3 separate regions of the Mus musculus genome follow, and all the other regions are linked to region 1. A link is a loop called in an ENCODE intact Hi-C map of the cell type or tissue named here. Cell type or tissue: left cerebral cortex. All regions are shown on one strand. Each heading gives the region's core, and the rest is flanking DNA. Links, peaks and the distances in the headings are about the cores only. Region 1 has its middle 150 kb from the start of Gmnc. Region 2 has its middle 17 kb from the start of Gm41436. Region 3 overlaps Gmnc (geminin coiled-coil domain containing).

What was found. Hi-C counts contacts between places; a loop is a spot of excess contacts. Peaks named below come from ENCODE experiments on the same cell type or tissue, not always from the same donor. Only the 100,000 strongest peaks of a DNase experiment are listed, where the experiment ranks them.
Region 2: a loop joins it to region 1, with 12 times the contacts of the local background. A loop is called at or near these places in 23 of 42 quality-filtered maps.
Region 3: a loop joins it to region 1, with 2.3 times the contacts of the local background. A loop is called at or near these places in 14 of 42 quality-filtered maps.

Annotation. Positions count from the first base shown.
Region 1 is chr16:27,136,698-27,143,199 of GRCm38, forward strand. No RefSeq gene overlaps it. Among named protein-coding and RNA genes, the nearest start is that of Gmnc, 150 kb to the left of the region's middle. In left cerebral cortex, for the core only: CTCF peaks have their summits at 2,509 (motif pointing left) and 3,557 (motif pointing left); DNase peaks (open chromatin) are centred at 2,509 and 3,556.
Region 2 is chr16:26,231,517-26,238,018 of GRCm38, forward strand. No RefSeq gene overlaps it. Among named protein-coding and RNA genes, the nearest start is that of Gm41436, 17 kb to the right of the region's middle. In left cerebral cortex, for the core only: a CTCF peak has its summit at 2,810 (motif pointing right); a DNase peak (open chromatin) is centred at 2,811.
Region 3 is chr16:26,979,070-26,985,571 of GRCm38, forward strand. All of the region lies in intron 2 of Gmnc (geminin coiled-coil domain containing), which reads right to left. Among named protein-coding and RNA genes, the nearest start is that of Gmnc, 9.3 kb to the right of the region's middle. In left cerebral cortex, for the core only: a CTCF peak has its summit at 3,242; a DNase peak (open chromatin) is centred at 3,252.

The sequences.
Region 1 (6,502 bases), core at 881-5,880:
TTTAAAAGTCCCACAGTCTTTACATATTCTTAAAATTTCAATCTCTTTAAAATATCCATCTCTTTTAAAATTCAAAGTCTTTTTACAATTAAAAGTCTCAACTGTGGGCTCCACTAAAACAGTTTCTTCCTTCAAGAGGGAAAATATCAGGGCACAGTCACAATCAAAAGCAAAAGTCAATCTCCAACCGTCCAATGTCTGGGATCCAACTCACGATCTTCTGGGCTCCTCCAAGGGCTTGGGTCACTTCTCCAGCCAGGCCCTTTGTAGCACACGTGTCATCCTCTAGGATCCAGATACCTGTACTCCACTGCTGCTGCTGCTCTTGGTGGTCATCTCACAGTACTGGCATCTCCAAAACGCTGCATGACCCCTTCAGTCCTGGGCCTTCAATTGCAACTGAGGCTGCACCTTCACCAATGGCCTCTCACAGTGCCGAGCCTCAGCTGCTTTTCATGACCCCTTCATGCCTTCAAAACCAGTACCACCTGGGTGACCCTTACATATTACCAAGTCCTGCTGCAGCAGGAGTACAACCTTGGCCATCTCTGGAACACAGCCTCTTTGTGCTTTCAGAAAACACTTCCCAGAAGATGTCACCTCAATGATGCTGGTCTCTTCTTAATCACCGCTAATTTCTTAGCTCCAGCTAACCAGCATCAATAGTCCCAGTAATGCAAAGTTTTTGCTTTGGTAGTTCTGGTATCTTGTTAATCACAGCTGATTCTTCAGCCCCAGCTAACCAGAACTACAGAATCTTCACAATCAAAACAGCAATGGCCCTGAAAAGAGTCTTTAATTTTCCCTCTGAAATTTCACAAACCAGACCTCCATCTTCTGCAGTGTTCTCAACATTATCTTCCAAGCTCCTACACAACATCTGACAGAACTCTTAACAACAGATGGATCTTCAAGCCCAAAGTTCCAAAGTCCTTCCACAGTCCTCCCCAAAACATGGTCAGGTTGTCACAGGAATACCCCACTCTGCTGGTACCAATTTGTCTTAGTCAGGGTTTCTATTCCTGCACAAACATCATGACCAAGAAGCAAGTTGGGGAGGAAAGGGTTTATTCGGCTTACACTTCCATACTGCTGTTCATCACCAAGGAAGTCAGGACTGGAACTCAAGCAGGTCAGGAAGCAGGAGCTGATGCAGAGGCCATGGAAGGATGTTCTTTACTGGCTTGCCTCACCTGGCTTGCTCAGCCTGCTTTCTTATAGAACCAAGACTACCAGCCCAGAGATGGCACCACCCACAAGGGGCCTTTCCCCCTTGATCACTAATTGAGAAAATGCCTTACAGTTGGATCTCATGAAGGCATTTCCTCAACTGAAGCTCCTTTCTCTGTGATAACTCCAACTGTGTCAAGTTGACACAAAACTAGCCAGTACACCATGCATGTTCTGGGTTACCTCACTCAAGAAGATATTTTCTAGCTCCATCCATTTGCCTGCAAATTTAATGAGGTCTTTGTTTTGGGGAGTAGAGTCATATTACAGTGTGTAAATGTACCACATTTTCTTTATCTATTCCTCAGTTGAGGAACATTTTGTTGTTTCCTATTTGTGACTAATATGAATTAAACTGCTATGAATATAGTTGAGCAAGTGTCCTTGTGGGATGATGGAGCATCTTTTGGATATATGCTCAGGAGTGGTATAACTGGATCTTGAGGTAGAGTTATTCCCAGTTTTCTGAGAAACCACCAAATTGATTTCCAAAGTGGTTGTCCAAGTTTGAATTCTCACCGGTAGTGGAGGAGTGTCCATCTTCTTTTCAAAAATATGAGCAGCTGTGTAAAGATGAGACAGGATGGTGCAGCTGAACATTTGAGATATCAACAAGCGGCTGTGGGTGGGGAAGCAGTCTATCAGTATTTTTGAGATAGAAAGTCAACTCTGGAAGGATGGTGGCTAGAGATAGGAAGGTAAAAGACAAAGTAAATGGGAATCATCTATTCGGAGGAGAAAGGGAAGAGTGGCATTCATAACTTACTTCCCCAACACATTAACACTGGGGCTCATTTACCCTATGCTCTCTTTGTTCAGTCCCTGTTCGTTGGCTTAACCATGATGTGAGAAAACGTGAAAATGGGGATAACTATTGTTTCTGACTGCTCCTCCCTCAGAGGCATTGTAGCCACACACAGTTCAGCATCTATATAACAAATGTTCCACATCTGGAGTCAGTGTGCCAAGTGACCCAAAAGACTGTTGCAGTGTGCTCTCTACCTACCACCAAGATCATCTGACTTTGATTAACACATTCTACATTCTTTTTCCATATTCCACCAGCATAAGAAATGCCTACCCTAGCTCTTCACCAGCAATTCCATAGTGGTGGTGATTTTATCTCTGACATGGGATTGAAAGTGACATTGGTCAGGTGAGTTATCTGAAAATTGGATTAACAGTCCTGGGCTGAATCACTTTACAAGGAAAAACATTGTGTTAGTTGGTGTTCTCTTCAGTTCCTTTTCTTGAATAACTGTGAAATGGCTCCACCATGTGGTTGAACTAATACATATTGTTCATAGAAAACCAACAGCAGCAATAGAAGACACCACCACAGTCAATGCTAAACAAACACTCGTGTTCAGAATGTGCCAACCTACATTTCCTGTACTGGATATTCTGCAACCAAAACATACAGTTCTTCAATCCCCTAACCTATAACCATCATTCATATTTTCTAAGGCTGACCAACTCTTTGGCACATCAGAGTAAACGTAAAGTCAGGCTTGACGACATGGGAGAAGTTGAGGCAGGGGAATTGCAAGGCCAAGAACTGTTTTTCATTTGATGAGACCCTATCTTAAAAATCTGAAAATGTAGCAGTGTAAGGAGCTTGTCATTAGAGTACTTCTCTGCCTTGTGAGGTCCTAGATTTTGGTAGTAAGTGCTATAAAAGAATGAGTAAATAAATACATAAAGTAAGTTAAAAATTCCAATTGTTTTTAATAGAAATGATATAAAATAATAAAGTTTTAGTTGTGTCATTGATGTATAAGAATACTTAGATTCACTGTATAGATTCTAGTTTTTAATAGATTTTCCTAAGTAAATGATCCATAGCTCTTTAAACATATTAAAACCCTGGGGTAATTTTCTCAAGGGAAAAAAAAAAGCTTATAATACATCCTGTGTAGAGGACTGCAGGCAGAGGAGAGTAAGATGCAGCCTTCTTGTGTATCATCCACAGCCCCAATGTGCCTTATACAGGAAAAGAATTGCACCTGTATCTGTAGGATTAAATCACTTCTAAGATCCCTTCAAACTGTAACAAATGTTGAACCTGTTGATCAGAAAACAGTTCATAGTCTGTCAATATTGCAGTCTTGGAAGGAAGGATTCATCACTCCCTTGGATTTACATCTTTAACTGTCAGAAGGCAGGAATCTCTTTACCAAGTGGCAGCATGACCTACCTGGTTTGAACCGATGGTTCTATAAGTAAAAACACAATAATGCTTTTACAGAGGGCTCTAGTTTGTATAACCCAGGAGAAATTTGTTCATTACAGCCTGTAACTCCAATTCTTTGGGATCTGTTGCCCTCTTGTGGATTATGTGGGTACTGCAGTGATATGCCCACCACTGAAACCTCCCCAGGCACATCATTACGAATAAAATAATTGTTTTAAAATATGTGACACATTGGGAGGTGGTGGTGCTTGCCTTTAATTCCAGCACGTGGGAGGCAGAGGCAAGGAAATATATATAAGCTCATGGTCAGCCTGGCCTACAGTACAAGTTCCAGGATTACAAAGGCTCCTCAGAGAAACCCTATCCAAGAAAACACAGAAATAAATAATCCCAGACCACATCAATCAAGAAAGAGAAACACACACACACACACAAGTGTACATACACACAAAAAATTATTTTTAAAAACCCCACTCCTCATTGATATCTCTTAGCACCTCTCAACTCCTCAATAAAAAAACACAAACTAACAGAATGGATTAGAAAATAAGATCCATCCTTTTCTGCCTCAAAAACATCTTAGTATCAAGGATAGATATCAACACCTCAGAATTAAAAAAAATAGGATATCCAAGCAAATAAACATAAGAAGCAAGCTAGCATAGCTATTTTTAATATCTGACAAAATACACTTCAAATCTCAACTATGGAAATATGGAAGGACACCACATATTCATGGAAATTTCTTCAAAATTGACCACATTCTTAGACACAATCAAGTCTCAACAGATAAAAACAACAACAACAAAATCCACCCTGAATTATTACTCTGTGTCCCATCTGACCACCACGGATTAAAGCTGGATTTTATCAGCAATAAAAACACCAGAAACATTAGATTGACCTCGGGGAGTCTTGTGGGAGAGTTGAAAGAAAGATTGAGGGACCTAAAGAGGGCAGGAACTCCACAAGAAAACCAACAGAATCAACTAATCTGGATACTTGGGGGCTCCCAGAGACTGAACCAAAGATCAAGCATGGGCTGGAACTCGGCCCCCGCACATGTGTAGCAGATGAGCAGATTGGTCTTCATGCAACTGGAGCAGGAGCTGTGCCTGAACCTTTTGCCTGCCTGCCTGTTGACTCCCACCCTCACCCCCACCCCCACACACTGCTAAATGGACAGTCTTGTCTGGCCTCAGTTGGAGAGGATGTACCTAATCCCACAGAGACTTGATGTGACAAGAAGAAGAAGGGGGTGGGGTGGGGAATAGGAGAAGGACTTGCATGATGGGCTAATGGGAAGAGAGGAATGGTGATATTTTTATAAAGGGAAGAAATAAATTTATTTTAAAAGCCAATAAATAAGTAATAAGTATTTTTGTCTGTTCAGATAAAGAAGACTAGAGATATTGTATACTAGCAATTTAACAGCACACTTGAAAGCTCTAAAACAAAACGTATGAACCCAGAATGAGTAGACAACAGGAATTAATCAGATATTTTATCTATCATTTTTATTTTATTTTATTTAGATATTTTTCTTTTTTATCTTTTGCCCTACAGGTCGTTTGCATATATAAATGAATTCCAGTTTAGTATTTCTAGGGGATTCCTGAGTGAGGGAATGAGTGGGTCTCTGATTCTTGTGCCTTCTCTTTGGCAATTTCCCTTCTGTTTGTTTGTTTGTTTCTCTTCCAGCATATTAAATATTATATTTTTATATTTGTATCCCTTAGATACCTGTCTGTTTTGTAATAAATCTAGATGGGAGGGCTGATGGGAAGAAACTGGGAGGAATGGAGGTGAAACCATAGTCAGGATACATTATATAAGAGAAAATTATGTTTTTTCAATAAAAGGAAAAATTTTGAAATGTGACACATACAAAAAAAAAAACAATCTTTCCTGAAAATGATTATTTCTGTCGAAAGAGGTAAGGGAAATAGAGAAATAGTGATTTGTCAGAAACAACAAAACAAAGGCTTCATTTTATTCTTAAGTTGACTTTTTCAGCACTTGACTTATCATTTTAAAAGATGTACTAATATCCTCAAGCTTTGAATTCAACTACTCCCTGTGGCAGAGTGTTTTCTGTTACTATAACTTAATATTGTACACTGGGAAATTTATAACAAGTTGAGATTATATTGAGCCCATGTTTCTACTTGCTATGAATTCATTTTGAAAGCTGTGAATTCCAAGACCATGGAAAGCACATCTCTTAAGAGCCTCACTTCTTCTTTGCAACATGGATTTGGAATATTTTGCTCTAGATTTAAAAAATAATACTCTTTTTCTATTTTTTAATAACATGTAGTGTAAAATGTCTCTGTGTGTGATGTGTGTGTCTATCTGTGTGTGTGTCTACATGTGAACAGACAAGCATGAATATAGATGTCCAAAGACACCAGAGACATCTTTGAACATGTAGCGCAGATCCCCTGAAATAGCAACAAGGACTCTCAACCTCTGAGCTGTACTCCAATTTCCCATAACTACATATTTTTACCTATAAAGCCAAAACAACTGAGAAATACTACTGTGTTTTGAATTGCCCCATAGTTTCATATATCTTAATTCTTGGTCTGCAGTTGGTGGAACTGTTGGGGAAGGAATGGGAAGTGTAGCCTTGTGGGAGGACATGGAGGTATATCACTAGAAGTAGGCTTTGTAATTATTTTTTCTTTTTTTCTTGGATATTTTCTTTATTTACATTTCAAATGTTTTCCCGTTTCCAGGTCTCCCCTTCAGAATTTCCTATCCCACACCCCTCCCTCTGCCTCTATGAGGGTGTGCACCCATCCACCCACTCTTGCCTCCCTGCCCTGGCATTCCCTACACTGGGGCACTGAACACCCTCGGGCCCAAGGACCTCTCCTCTCATTGATGTCTAACAAGGCTATTCTTTGCCACATATGTGGCCAGTGCCACGGGTACCCCACTCTCAGTTCTCTCTCTCTCTCTCTCTCTCTCTCTCTCTCTCTCTCTCTCTCCTTCTCTCCTTCTCTCTCTCTCTCTCTCTCTCTCTCTCTCTCTCTCTCACACACACACACACACACACTTTTAAATCAGATG
Region 2 (6,502 bases), core at 473-5,472, 910 kb before region 1:
TGTGACAGTGGGGAGTGTCCCCATCAACATAGTTTCCAAGACTAAGCTCTTTTCCTCCTTCCAGTCTTCTGGCTAGCAGTCAAGTTGGTCTTCAAGTCTTGGTCTTCAAGTCTATTTGCCTCCGTGTCTGCCATCATCTTCTTACTCCAAACTGTCTTTTGCCTATTAAAAAAATTTTCTAACTAGCTTGCTAATTTCAAATTTATTAGAGGTTAAATAAACCAGCCAGTCTTTGAAAATTAAGCTATTCTTGCCATTTCCTCTCTAAATATGTTACCATAAAATAATGTGCTGAATCTGGATTCTCCCTACTGCCCACACCAAAACTACCCACCCCAAGTTAGTTACATGTTCAATAGCCATATATCTGCCTGTGAGGGTGTCAAGCATTTTCTCACTTTGAGTGCATTTGTATACCTGCAATGTCTTCCCATTACTTAGCTTTCTCTCTTCCTTTACCTCTTCCAAGTCTCTAATTACTTTTACATCTTTACCACAACCTCTCCTGGTCCCTTTGGACACATTGGTGTCCTCCCATGGATTTCTATACTATTTCTGCGTGTATTTCAGGCCAAAATCATTGCTTACCATTATTATGTATTGATTATCTTCCCAAACCACACTGTAATGTCAGTAGGTTCTTGCTTAATTTGTTCACTTCTGCACTGTAAATTATTAGATTCTCTGATGTGCAAATAAACAAGCAATAAAGAAACATGGAAAAATCCAAGTTCCATTTAATGAGCACTAGTCCTTGCCAAGCATGTCCTAAATTATTAGTATGCATTAATTCATTTATTTTACATAAGTTACATGAGCAATTCTATTTTATATATTGGAACATAGGATTAAAAAGCTTATATACTTGCCTGTGTTGTGCAGTTTGGAAATAAAAAAAACCTAATAAACGAAAAACAAAGAATATTTTTTAAAGTCCTGATATTTCTGGCCTCAGAATCTATGCTTTTAATTGTCTCCAAGCATGCTCATCAAGTCATTATTTGCAATTATTTCCACTGTCTGTGTTATTGATATTATGGAGGGTCTTTTACCTCACCTAAGGAACGTGTGCTGTCCCCAGGTGTCCCCAAGGATGAGCACTCTCCTGTCATCCAGCTGTACCCTATTGGGTCTAGTGTCAGTCTGGAGACATTTCTTTTGACTTGCAGGGTACCATGAGCTACAACATCGGCAAGTCTGCCTTAGTCATGGAGCTGGGTGGTGAGAATATTAATCACCACCTGCTACTGTGTCCCCTAAGCTGATTTTCAGAAAATTATGTTCATCTAAAACAGTTTATTTTTTATTTACCAAAGTATAGTACCTGGCTAGTTGCACTGTTTTCAAAAGCCACTGTTTCTTCTTGTGGTTTCAATCTCTCTAATACCCATGCAATACAAGCTGCAAACATGTGCCACCTTATCTAGGAAATTGATTTCGTATCCCAATAAAGTCTAGGTCAAAAAAGAGGCATGTGTGGGTTTCTAAATACAAGAAATCTTTTGAGGTAGAAGTATCCTATGTAATAATATGCTGGGCCAAGTGTGGGTTACTATAGCATGGACTGCCACACCCAACTGTGCATGCAAACTGGGTTCACACCACATAGTGCTTGAGTGGTGGAGCAGGCAAGTATCCCAGATCATCAGTTCCTGCTTCACAAGTTTCATATTCTGTGATGAAAACCGAGCTTACATCAAGTACCATGCATATTGTATTTCTTCTCTCCTGGATTTTAATCTGTTCACAGAGTATAGCTTATGTTTCATTGACTGATGCTCATTTCTAGGAACATCTAGCAATTTTAAACTGTGCTTCAACTTTTCAAAATCCCTTTCTTTGTCGGGTTATTTATTCACCTATTAACAAGTTTTCAATAAAATTTGTTCACTCCCAAATAATTATTTGGGTTTTACCATGGTCATTGCTTGAGTATTGTTGGCACAGGTATTTTTTTCCAGAAAATTGGTATGTAAGTTGTAGTTCTTGTTCCATTAAAAATGTGCAAGAACAAAAATAAATGTGTCAATAAGTAGTGTATCGGTCTAGTCTATCTCTATTCTAGATAAGAACTCAGTAATTGTCAAATGTAAATAGTAAGAGGATCATAAAAAGGTTAAAGAGAAATGTTTTAATAGTTATTCCACTAATGTAAAATCAGGGAAACACAACCGGAGAGATGCCACATATGAGCCTACTGTATATTCCTTTCTACCTTTCAGAGCCAGAAGTATGAGGAAGACATTCCAGACATTCTCTCATAGTTAAACGAGAGCTCCTCCCCTCCCCTCTCCTCTCCTCTCCTCTCCTCTCCTCTCCTCTCCTCTCCTCTCCTCTCCTCTCCTCTCCTCTCCTCTCCTCTCCTGTCTCCTGTCCTCTTTTCTCCCTCTCTCCCCATCTTTCTTTCCTCTCCTCACCTGTTTTTGACAGGTCTCCGTGAATAGATAGAAATGCTTATTTAGATGGTTATCTAATAAAAATTCCTCTATACAATCTATAATCTATAGAGATATTATGTTTGTGGTTACTGGTAATGGATTCCAATAAAATTTACTTTTATATGATCTCTAGTCTGTGTTGTCTTAATAAATTAAAAAGTGACCACGTGTTAACAATACAAAGTGCTTTAATGCAGCTAAAACCAACAGAAATGTATAGATTCTCACATCTCAAACTTGGTAGTTCATTCCCACATTCAGAACAGAGTGAGCTAAGTTTGTTTGGAAGAATGTGACTTCCGGGCTTGCCTCAGCCTGCATCTACACTGCTGTGCTCTGAAGTGCTTGTCACTGCGAATCATAAAGTTTCTGCCAGCAGGTGGAGCCATGGGAACACAATTAGAAGCATACATTGTGTTCCTTCTTCAACCTTAAACCCAGAACAATATATTCCCACTCTCCCTTGCTCCTCCCTCTCTCCTTCTTCCCTCCTTCTGTCTCTCCCACCCTTTCTTCACCTTCCTTCCTTCCTTCCTTCCTTCCTTCCTTCCTTCCTTCCTTCCTTCCTTCCTTCCACCCTCCCTCTCTCTCTCTCTCTCTCTCTCTCTCTCTCTCTGTCTGTTTCTTTCTTCTCTTCCTTCCGTTTCTTCTTTCTTCCTTTTATCCTCCCCCTCTTGTTCCATTTGAACATCTTTCTTCCTTTCCTCTTTGTTTCCTTCTCCATTTGTGGCATTGTTCTCTCTTTATTAAAAGGGAAACTTGTAGAAACATACTATTTTTTAAACATCAAGTTGCCAAAATGAGATTCTTATATTAACCTAACAGTATCTTGGGTGCTGTAGTCTGTTCTGCCTAGGTTCCTAGCAGCAAAACTTTAGGGATTTCAGAAACAAAACAAATCAACAACAACAAAAACCCAGAAAGTTTCTTTCTCAGCTTAGGAGCTCTATGTAGAACAAGTCCCCAGAGGAATTTTCTTTCTTTTGTTCTACAAAACAAGTCTGTTGCTTCCTACCCATGGAAAGAGATAATTAATATGCCAACTATCATAGCTCTGTCCATTTACAAAGATAACTATTTTTCTGTGAAAAGGAAAAATACACAGATTTGGCCCTAGTGTGGTGATTATGATAATGATGGCTCAATAAATATTTCTTAACTATCTTCAAGTTACCAGCAACCATGGTTAAAATGTTATCTCTGATAACTTTTCATTCTTGCGGTTTCTAAAAGGCCTGCAGCATTATAGAAAGCTGAAACTACCAGAGTGGATGGGGAAAACAAACAGCAAAACAAAGCAAAATGAGGAGGGAAGGCAAGAGGGAGAAGCAAAGAAAAGGCAAGGAAATTGGTACCTATAAGGTGAGAGTATAACAGAAATAAACCCCACAGTAAGTCTAAGAGGGGAAGTTAGAATATGCTCTTACCACAGTTTCTACCTACAAGTTATTGGCCAAGCATATCCTAGGGGCAACTGAAATGCCACAGGTTACCACAGTTGCTGTTGGTTATTCACCACAAATAGATTGCAAGAGTTATTCTGTTTCTGTAGACACTACACACTCTGATGCAGGACACACAGAAGTCAATAGTGAGTTGACTGGGAAACTCTTGCTTCTGAAAGATGCTACTCAGGCTACTGAGAGGGAAAAGACATCAATGGTATTATCCTGTACTAGATGCTGCATGTGACAATTACTGACCTGCCAGGCAAGATGTGTTCACTGTTGTGGTAGAATCAAGACTGTGAGCATTACCAACACTATCTGAGTTGGATTTAAGAACTGTTCCACACTAAATAATGCATGTCTCAAACTGGAAACATGGTCCAAACCTATGGCTAGTCATAGGCTCTAGGGGAGAACATATTGATACCATTTTTCTAAATGAATACATTGTAGAGATGCCTGCTAAGTGATTATGTTTATGTCCATGTATTTGTGAGTTCCTGACTTAGGCCAGAAATCTTGCTATAGTGAGTAATGTTTCATACAGAACATTACTGGGCATTCTCTTAATAATAAGTGATTCTGAGTGTTCAGTCTTAGATGTGTCATCTACATCAATTCCCTATCAGACAAGGCCCAGTGAAGAATGTAGGAGCCAGAGGATGGGAGAGGAGTGCTGTGAAATGCTGTTGTCTGGATATGATATTTCCTTTGCATACATGATCACAGAGCATCTGTGGTTACCTACACAAAGCCTGCATAATATTAATCTGGTTATAAATTCCAACATGTAGTGAGAAGAGAATCCTAAGTCACCAGCCAGCTGAGGAGCCATTGGAAATTGGTTGTGGCTAACAGTCACTTTTCATTAGCCACTTGTAGGTTCCTTATGATCAAATGGCTGACCCCACAGAAGTGTGCACATAAGCAACAGTAACTAAACTCAATTGGTTAGAATAAGTAAATAAAGGAGGACATTAAGTTGGGAGGCAGATGTGACAGAGAATCCTGGGGGAATTGGATGGAAAGTAAGAAGTAAATGTGTTCAATATACATTTTATATATAAAATTTTTTTCAAGGAACTGATCTTTTATCAAAGAAACTGGCCTTTTTTATTTCAGCCATTGCAGAGAAGACAGAACCTTTCAGATCCTTAAGAATAAGAAAGAAATATTTCTGAATTGACATTCTGACAGCTCATATGGCAAAACATATTGTATGTGATTGTGTGCCAAATTATTACTGAAACAAAAGCATTTTTTTTCTGTTTTTGAAGAACTTTAAAATAAAGATGGAACAAAGCTCATTTGAATGACATGAGAGCCCCATAGACAGTCACTGGAAATGTAAGTCACACACATTAGTTCACAAGTGAGGTTGCCCTGGAATGGACTCAACCCACAGGACTCCATTGCCAGTCTTTGCAGAAGAAAGGGAGTTAGTGACATACAGGATCAACATGAAAGGATGACAGTAGGAAGGATGACAGTTTGTGCAGAAAACCTTGTGACTTTTTAGCTACTCCGCCATGCCAAGGAATGGGATTGTATAGATAGATCTGTAGGCTTAAGTTTTTCAAAACCTACTTTAGTAAGGCTTCTTAAATGCTTTAACTTCCTTTCTAAGGAACCATCTACCAAAGGTAGTGGAAAGGAAAAGTTAATAGGGCAAAGGGAGATGTGGAACTGTTTAGAAATCATATTTTGGAGGGTAATTCCAAGTTTTGTTGTCAGAATATCAGCAGTTCAATTCACATGAATCAGCAGCAGTAGCTTGATCCACTCACAATAACCATTCATGAATAACCATTCATGAATAACCATTCATGAATAAACCACAGCAGTTCATTCCAGAAGAAAACTTGAGGCTGTGACAATTGACCAGAGTCTAAGGAAGTGGAGAGAAACTACCACAATAGCATGAGAAGTTCTTTGGCGCACTTCTCTCTACAAAGTAATGACTAACGATGATCAGCAAAAAGGGCAAGGCAAACCAATGCCACAGGATCATCAGGGAACAAGTGTCAACAATGCCCAACAAAGACCACCAAACAAAGAGTGCCAAGGTGAACAAATGCCAGAGCATCATCCACTGTCTGTTGAGTTACACTTAGACCCTTCTCAAACATCATGTGTCTGCTCTAGCAAAACATGACATGCCCCTTTTTCCAGGAAGCTTCCAGAAAAACACCACATGTCTGTTCTCAGCAAAACATCCTCTCACTTGTCTTCTTCAGCAAAACATCCTCTCAGGTGCCTGCTTCAGCAAAGCAAACATCCTCTCATAAGAAAGTTTCTAGAAAAATACCATATGACACAACTGAGTCTCCAAAGAAACCAGAAATTTCCACCTCATAGATCTGTTTTGTCAATTTTGGGGAAGGCCATTTTTAGCTTTACAGAAACTATTTATTGGGAAAGAATGATATAAAATGTTTTGAAAGTAGTAAAAGAAAGAAGCAAATAGGCTGATTACAGGTCTTCATTTCTCCCTCCTCTCCTCCAAATCTTATCTCCCAGTCTCATCCTCAGCTCTGTAGCAGATTGCCTGCTGTGGCCTCCCCTCCTTCCCTGTACCCATCTCCAGTGTATCACATGGATATTCCCCTCCAACCT
Region 3 (6,502 bases), core at 1,068-6,067, 160 kb before region 1:
TATATAAATATATACTTTAAAACAGCAAATTATTTTTTTAATTGGGTATTTATTTCATTTACATTTCCAACGCTATCCCAAAAGTCCCCCACACACTCCCGCACCCACTCCCCTACCCACCCACTCCCACTTCTTGGCCCTGGCATTCCCCTGTACTGAGGCATATAAAATTTGCACGACCAATGGGCCTCTCTTTCCACTGATGACTGACCAGGCCATCTTCTGATTCATATGCAGCTAGAGACAGGAGCTCTGGGGGGTGGGGGGTATTGGTTAGTTCATATTGTTGTTCCACCTATAGGATTGCAGATCCCCTCAGCTCCTTGGGTACTTTCTCTAGCTCCTCCATTGGGGGCCCTGTGATCCATCCAATAGCTGACTGTGAGCATCCACTTCTGTGTTTGCCAGGCCCCGCATAGTCTCACAAGAGGCAGCCATATCTGGGTCCTTTCAGCAAAATCTTGCGAGTATATACAATGGTGTCAGCATTTGGAAGCTGATTATGGGATGGATCCCTGGATATGGCAGTCTCTAGATGCTGTTAATACTTTAAGCTGTAGTTAACATAGTATCAATTCATATATTAAAAACGAATACAAATGTACCACATTAAATGATTAACAAGTTTACACCAATGGATGATGTATACAGTACAAGAGAAAAATACATCACTTTAAAATTAGTAAGCATTATTTTACTTCTTTTAGCATTAAAGAAAAGTTGAATGGGAAGTATGGAATTTTATGATTTGATTTTTCATCCCTCAACCTCCCCCATTAACTAACATGCCATACTAGGAATAAATGTAGTACATTTTCAAAACGACTTTGGATCATGAGAACTGAGTCCGTGGTTCAGGTGTAGGTGCACACTTTATGTTGTCACTTTAGGGATGTTGACTGATGTGTAACGGCACATGTTCACAGGTAAATTGTCAACAGCATTAGCTCCACTGCCATAAGCCATCCTCGGTCCCTTCATTCGCCTCTTTCCCCTCATTTTCTATTTCATTTTAAATATTTATGTATCATGTTTTTCTTTCTAGTGTAATTTTGCCTTTTTGGCAAAGTTAGTATTCATCATCTTGCTCACTTTCTGTTATCTATTTATTTTACTTTTAGTGTTCATACTTAAGCATATCTCTACTGCTTTTTCTCTAAAATAGTATTAATATTATTTTGTACATTTTATGTGCTTGCCAATCATTAATAATCAATAGTCTATGTTATCTGTAGATTATAGCTAATAGTCTAGAATTATCCATAGTATCTAACTCAGTCTTTACATCATTATAAAGTGGGCAAAATAATTAATCACAAAGAAAAAAAAGTTTTTGTGCAAATTGTGCCGATAATATTAAATGGAGCTAGCATTTTTTGAAATTAGGTAGATTCAGTTTGGGCAAAATTTGGTATGTTTTTGTATACTTTTTTTTCAATTCCTCTAAAACTTTAGTTTTAGAAACTGAAACTATATAATGACTTAGCGATACTAAGAGAGGCATCAAGAGAAAAAACTATGAATAATTTAGTAATCCTTCTATGGACTTTCTAGAATCCATCTCAGTTCCTCAACCCTGCCAGCCCCCATCGGATATTTTTATTTATTTACATTTCAAATGTTATCCCCTTTCCCGGTTTCCCACTATCCCATCTTCCCTCTCCCTGCTTCTATGAGGGTATTCACCCACCTTCTACTTATTCCTGTCACCGTGCCCTGGCATTCCCCTATACTGGGGCAGCAAACCTTCAAGGGCCTCTAATCCCATTGAAGCCGGACAAGGCCATCCTCTACTACATATGCAGCTGGAGACATGGGTCCCTCCGTGTGTACTGCTTGGTTGGTGGTTTAGTTCCTGGAAGCTCTAGGAGGTCTAGTTAGTTGATATTGTTGTTCTTCCGATGGGTTGCAAACCCCTTCAGGTTCTTTAGTCCTTTCTCTAACTCCTCCATTGGGAACCTTACGTTCAGCGTGGCCAATCATTGGTTGGCTGCAAGCATCCATCTCTATATTTGTCAGGCTCTGGCAGAGCCTCTCAGGAGACAGCTATATCAGGCTTGTCAGCAAGCACTTCTTAGCATCTGCAATAATGTCTGGGTTTGGTGTCTGCATATGGGATGGATCCCCATAATAGGATAATTTAGAAAGATTACTTGTAGATTATTATTTTTGAACAATGCTTTCTCATGTCACAGAATCAAATGAGATTCCATTGCTCACAGGACAAATCAAATTAAGACTAAAGTGAATATCAAGAAATGTCCAGAGCACACAGAGTAAGTTAGCATGGCATAATTTTGAAAACTGGTGTGTTGATAGAAATACCTGTATATTGAAAAATATTTATCCCCTCTTCCATTTGCAATTCATATCACAATCATTCAGAAATTAAAATGTAATTTAAATTAAACTGTGTTAATCATAACACTAAAATTCATCAAAAATTAATTAAGCTAGATATATTAATAACATTTAATCTTATGAAAGAATTTTATTTATCCATTAAAAATAACATGTAAAAGAGAAAAAATGACTATAAATTCAAAAAATGGTGAATGTGGAGGCAGGCAAGGTAAAGAAGAGATGAGATAATTAAATTAGCATCTCAAAGAATTATTAAAAATATGCAAATAATTCAAGCTAGAAATATCTCACACAGTCCTGGGACAACAAGAAGGGAAAGCTGTGTGATTTGGCAGCAACTACAAGCTGATGAGAACATCACAATGGCTGCCTGAGCTTAGGAGCGTAATTTCACATGCAGGTTTATAAATCTGTAAAGATTTTATAATGATTATTTATGATCAATTCCGACTCCGACATTCTAATGTATTATACTGCATTTGTCCATTACCACTTCCCGGAAAGCACAATTTTATTTCATACTTCTGTACATTTGACAACAATATTCTTTTATTTTTTGAGATTATAATATAAATAATTTCTCCCTTCTTTTTCTCTCTCAAAACCCTTCCATGTAACTCTTCTTGCTCTCTTTTGAATTCATGGCCTTTTTTTTTTTTTTAAATCCGTGTTGCACACACACGCATGCACACAAACACTTATTCCTAATTGCATAAATATGCCCTAAAATGTACTTGTATGTATGCTTTCATAGCTGACCTTTTGTACTGGGTAGCCTTACATAAACATCTACAGGTAATAAAGGAATACTGAGTGCATTATATTCTTTACAGCAAAGTAGGGTCTCCTACTAAGACAACTTGAACCATACTGCCCTCTATGGGATGTTGGCTGATTTACAGCGTTTCTATTTTTCTTTTTCCTCCCTCTTCTATTCCCTTTCTCTTCTCACATTCTCTCCCCTCCTCTGTACATTTGTTCTTAAAGACCTAGTCACAGATTGAAGAAAGAGGTAACATGAGCAAAACATATGTGTACTCGTGGAATTTAACATAGACTACAAATGCAAGACCAAAGCAAAGCTTGAAGTTTGAACACATGCACAAAGACACTGGTTTGGATAAAATTTGGATAAAATTTGTTCTACAAATCATAGACTGATATGTTGACACGGATTTTTGAGGAAGTAAACAAAAGGAAAGACCACTAACGGCAGGTGATTTGATGCTCAGCGTTCAAAGGCTACATGTTCTTGTGCCCCTATTTGGCCTTCCCTCTGGGAGATTTATGTAGAGATAATTTAATGACAGAGATGACGCATTAGTGAAACCACTGTGGGTTTTGTCTTAGTAACAGAGACCCTCTGAGCAGAGCTCACTCACTCTTTATCTCTCTCTTTCATGGTTTTTCTTTAAATTTAAATACGATTACACAATTTCACTATCCCTTCAGCCTATCCTGTACCCCTCTTCTCAAATGCATGGCCTCTGACTTCCACTATATTGTTGTTACATAGATATTTAATATAAAGATGAAGAAACAATCTTCTTAGTCTTTACAATGTTGCTTGTATATATCTGAGTTAATATAGAACACTTGGCATTGGATAACTAACTGGGCAGCTCTTGCTTGGAAAAGACTATTTCTCCTCCCAGAATTCCTTAGTGGCCTGTAGCTCTTTGACTAGAGTTAGAGTCCTGTGTGTGACATTACCTTCCATGGTATCATTTCTGTTTGTGTCATCCATATTCAGGTCCTGTTTATAGCTCTTTCTTTAACAAGTTTTCAGGATTTTTAACGCAATGATCTCTCACTTCACAGATAGACTGACTCGGTGGGGTTCCAGGTTATATAATTTCTGCTCACTCCTTTCTAGGTCTTCCTGGGTAATGCCCACTTATTCTTTGTCTTCTTCTTTGTCTTCTGCTTCCTCCTCTTCCTCTTTTTCTTGTTCTTCTTTTTCCATCTTCCTTTTCCTTCAGAGTTTCCTCAAGTCAGGTAGATTCAGACCTGTTTGTTACAGTACCTAAGGGTTCTTTGCAATCAACATGACATTTACCCCCTTTCTATTCATAACCTAGATTTTTGGTATATACTGAATACACCACAGAACACATAATTTCATCTATCTGTGTGTTAAGTTGAAGGATGCAGAATGGAGGGAGAATTATAAATTGGATGAAAGCTTGGTCTTAAAACAAAATCATCTCCTGTTAGAAGCAAGCATGTGGGCTACTAAGTTCTCCTGTGCCTTGACTTCTTCATCTCTAAAATCCTTTATTCCCACACGCTTTCTGTTTTGAAGACTAAAAGAAATACTATTTCTAAAGATTCTTAGGCATACTTAACAAGCCTTCATACATTATGTGAAAATAATTAAATATTTAATGAAAAGTCAAATTGAACTACCTTACATTAAAACTGTTAAAACCTTATTAATTATTTTGAAATAAGCAAGACCACATTTTCACTTATACTCTGTGTTGCCTTTATAATCTCATTAGGATGTTTTGATATTGGGCAATACAATTTTAAAGTGGTTCAAAGAATATTTTCTTCATATCACTTATTGTCCTGTATTTAATTTGTTTAGCTGTTTCAAAATCACAGTTTTCTTTCTCGGAAGTTCTTATTGTTTTATCTCATAAATTGGAATTTCTTCCTATGTATGTCTTCAGAGGCCCCTAAAACAATATAGGCAATTGTCACTGCCATTGGGTGCTAAGCAAAAATATTGGGTGAATACAATAGTGAGGTACAGTATGACATATTTATATAAAATTAGTATATCCTAATAAAAATATAACAAAATCTGTCAAAGAGGAAAGTGTACTGATGATCCAAATTGTCTGCAAGGAACCTATCACTGTGATACTAAGATGCATAACTAGACTGAGATTTAAGATGCTAATAAGATACATGATGTATGAAGTCATATGTAAAATAATGCATAACATGTAGAGCTTGTATATAAAAAGCTATGATGTAAATGAGGCAGACACAATATTTCTATGCTTTACCTAGTAGTGTGGTTGAGCTGCCTGTCTTTCTCCCTGCTCTAGCCCACTTCCTTTCTTGGAAGTGGATCTTTAATAATTTTCTTATATTGCTTAGAAAAATTCCCCATACATTTAGTAACTGTGTACCAACTTTCTGTTTCCCGAAACAGAGGTTAAGATTTATCTTTGTCAACAGAGTCAAATTGTTCCAGTATGCTTCATGATAATTATCTGTAGCCTGCTGCCATGTCCCCGTGCATATTAGTTATGTGATCATATTCTGAATAAGTCTTTTGGATGTTTTATTCCGTTCTCTTCTTGTATTCTACAGTATCACATGTCATGATTACTGTATTGCTAGAGGTATACACTCTAACCACTTTTCCAGGCAGGTTCATTTTCAATTTATTAATTTCACTGTCAATTTTTGCTAAAACTTTTCTGAGGTTTGTTTAGGAACAAAATTAAATTTATATATTGCGTTTTCAAAAAATAAATCAGTGTGTAAAAACTGGGTCTCATAATCGTGGCTACAATGTATCAAGTTAAGAATTATTAATGAAGCAGGTCACCATGAAGATTGCCCTAGTATTTTCTTACCACTTTGACCCAAATACCTGATTGAACATGTAATGGTGGAAAGTTTTATTTATTAACACATCTTCAGAGAATTCATCTTATGGTCATATGTTCCCCAAGCTTGGACAGAACATCATGACTAAGGATATTATGACAGGAAAGGGCTGTTCAGCACAATGATAGAAACAGAGATAAAAGTAAGACAGGAAGGAGCCAGAGGGACAATCCCAAGAGGACTTGATCTCACTGACTTACTTTCATCCAAGTAGAAACCAAACCCTAAAGTTTCCAGAATTCCCTAAAATATTAGCCTAAGCTTTAAGAAAAGAGTCCTAGGAGGTGTTCCATATTTAAATCAGAATCTAATGGGTTGGGGATGTTACATGTAAAGCTATATGACAAGGTATGGGAAGACATTTGAAGTGACATATTTTAGGAGAAAGCTGAAGAGCTTACTTGATAAGTTTAGTTTTCTCTGTAAAGTAGAAGATAGTGCAACCACTGATAGATAAACGTAGCTGTGTGAACAGCTAGGGAGGTCAAAAACTGGCACAAAGGGA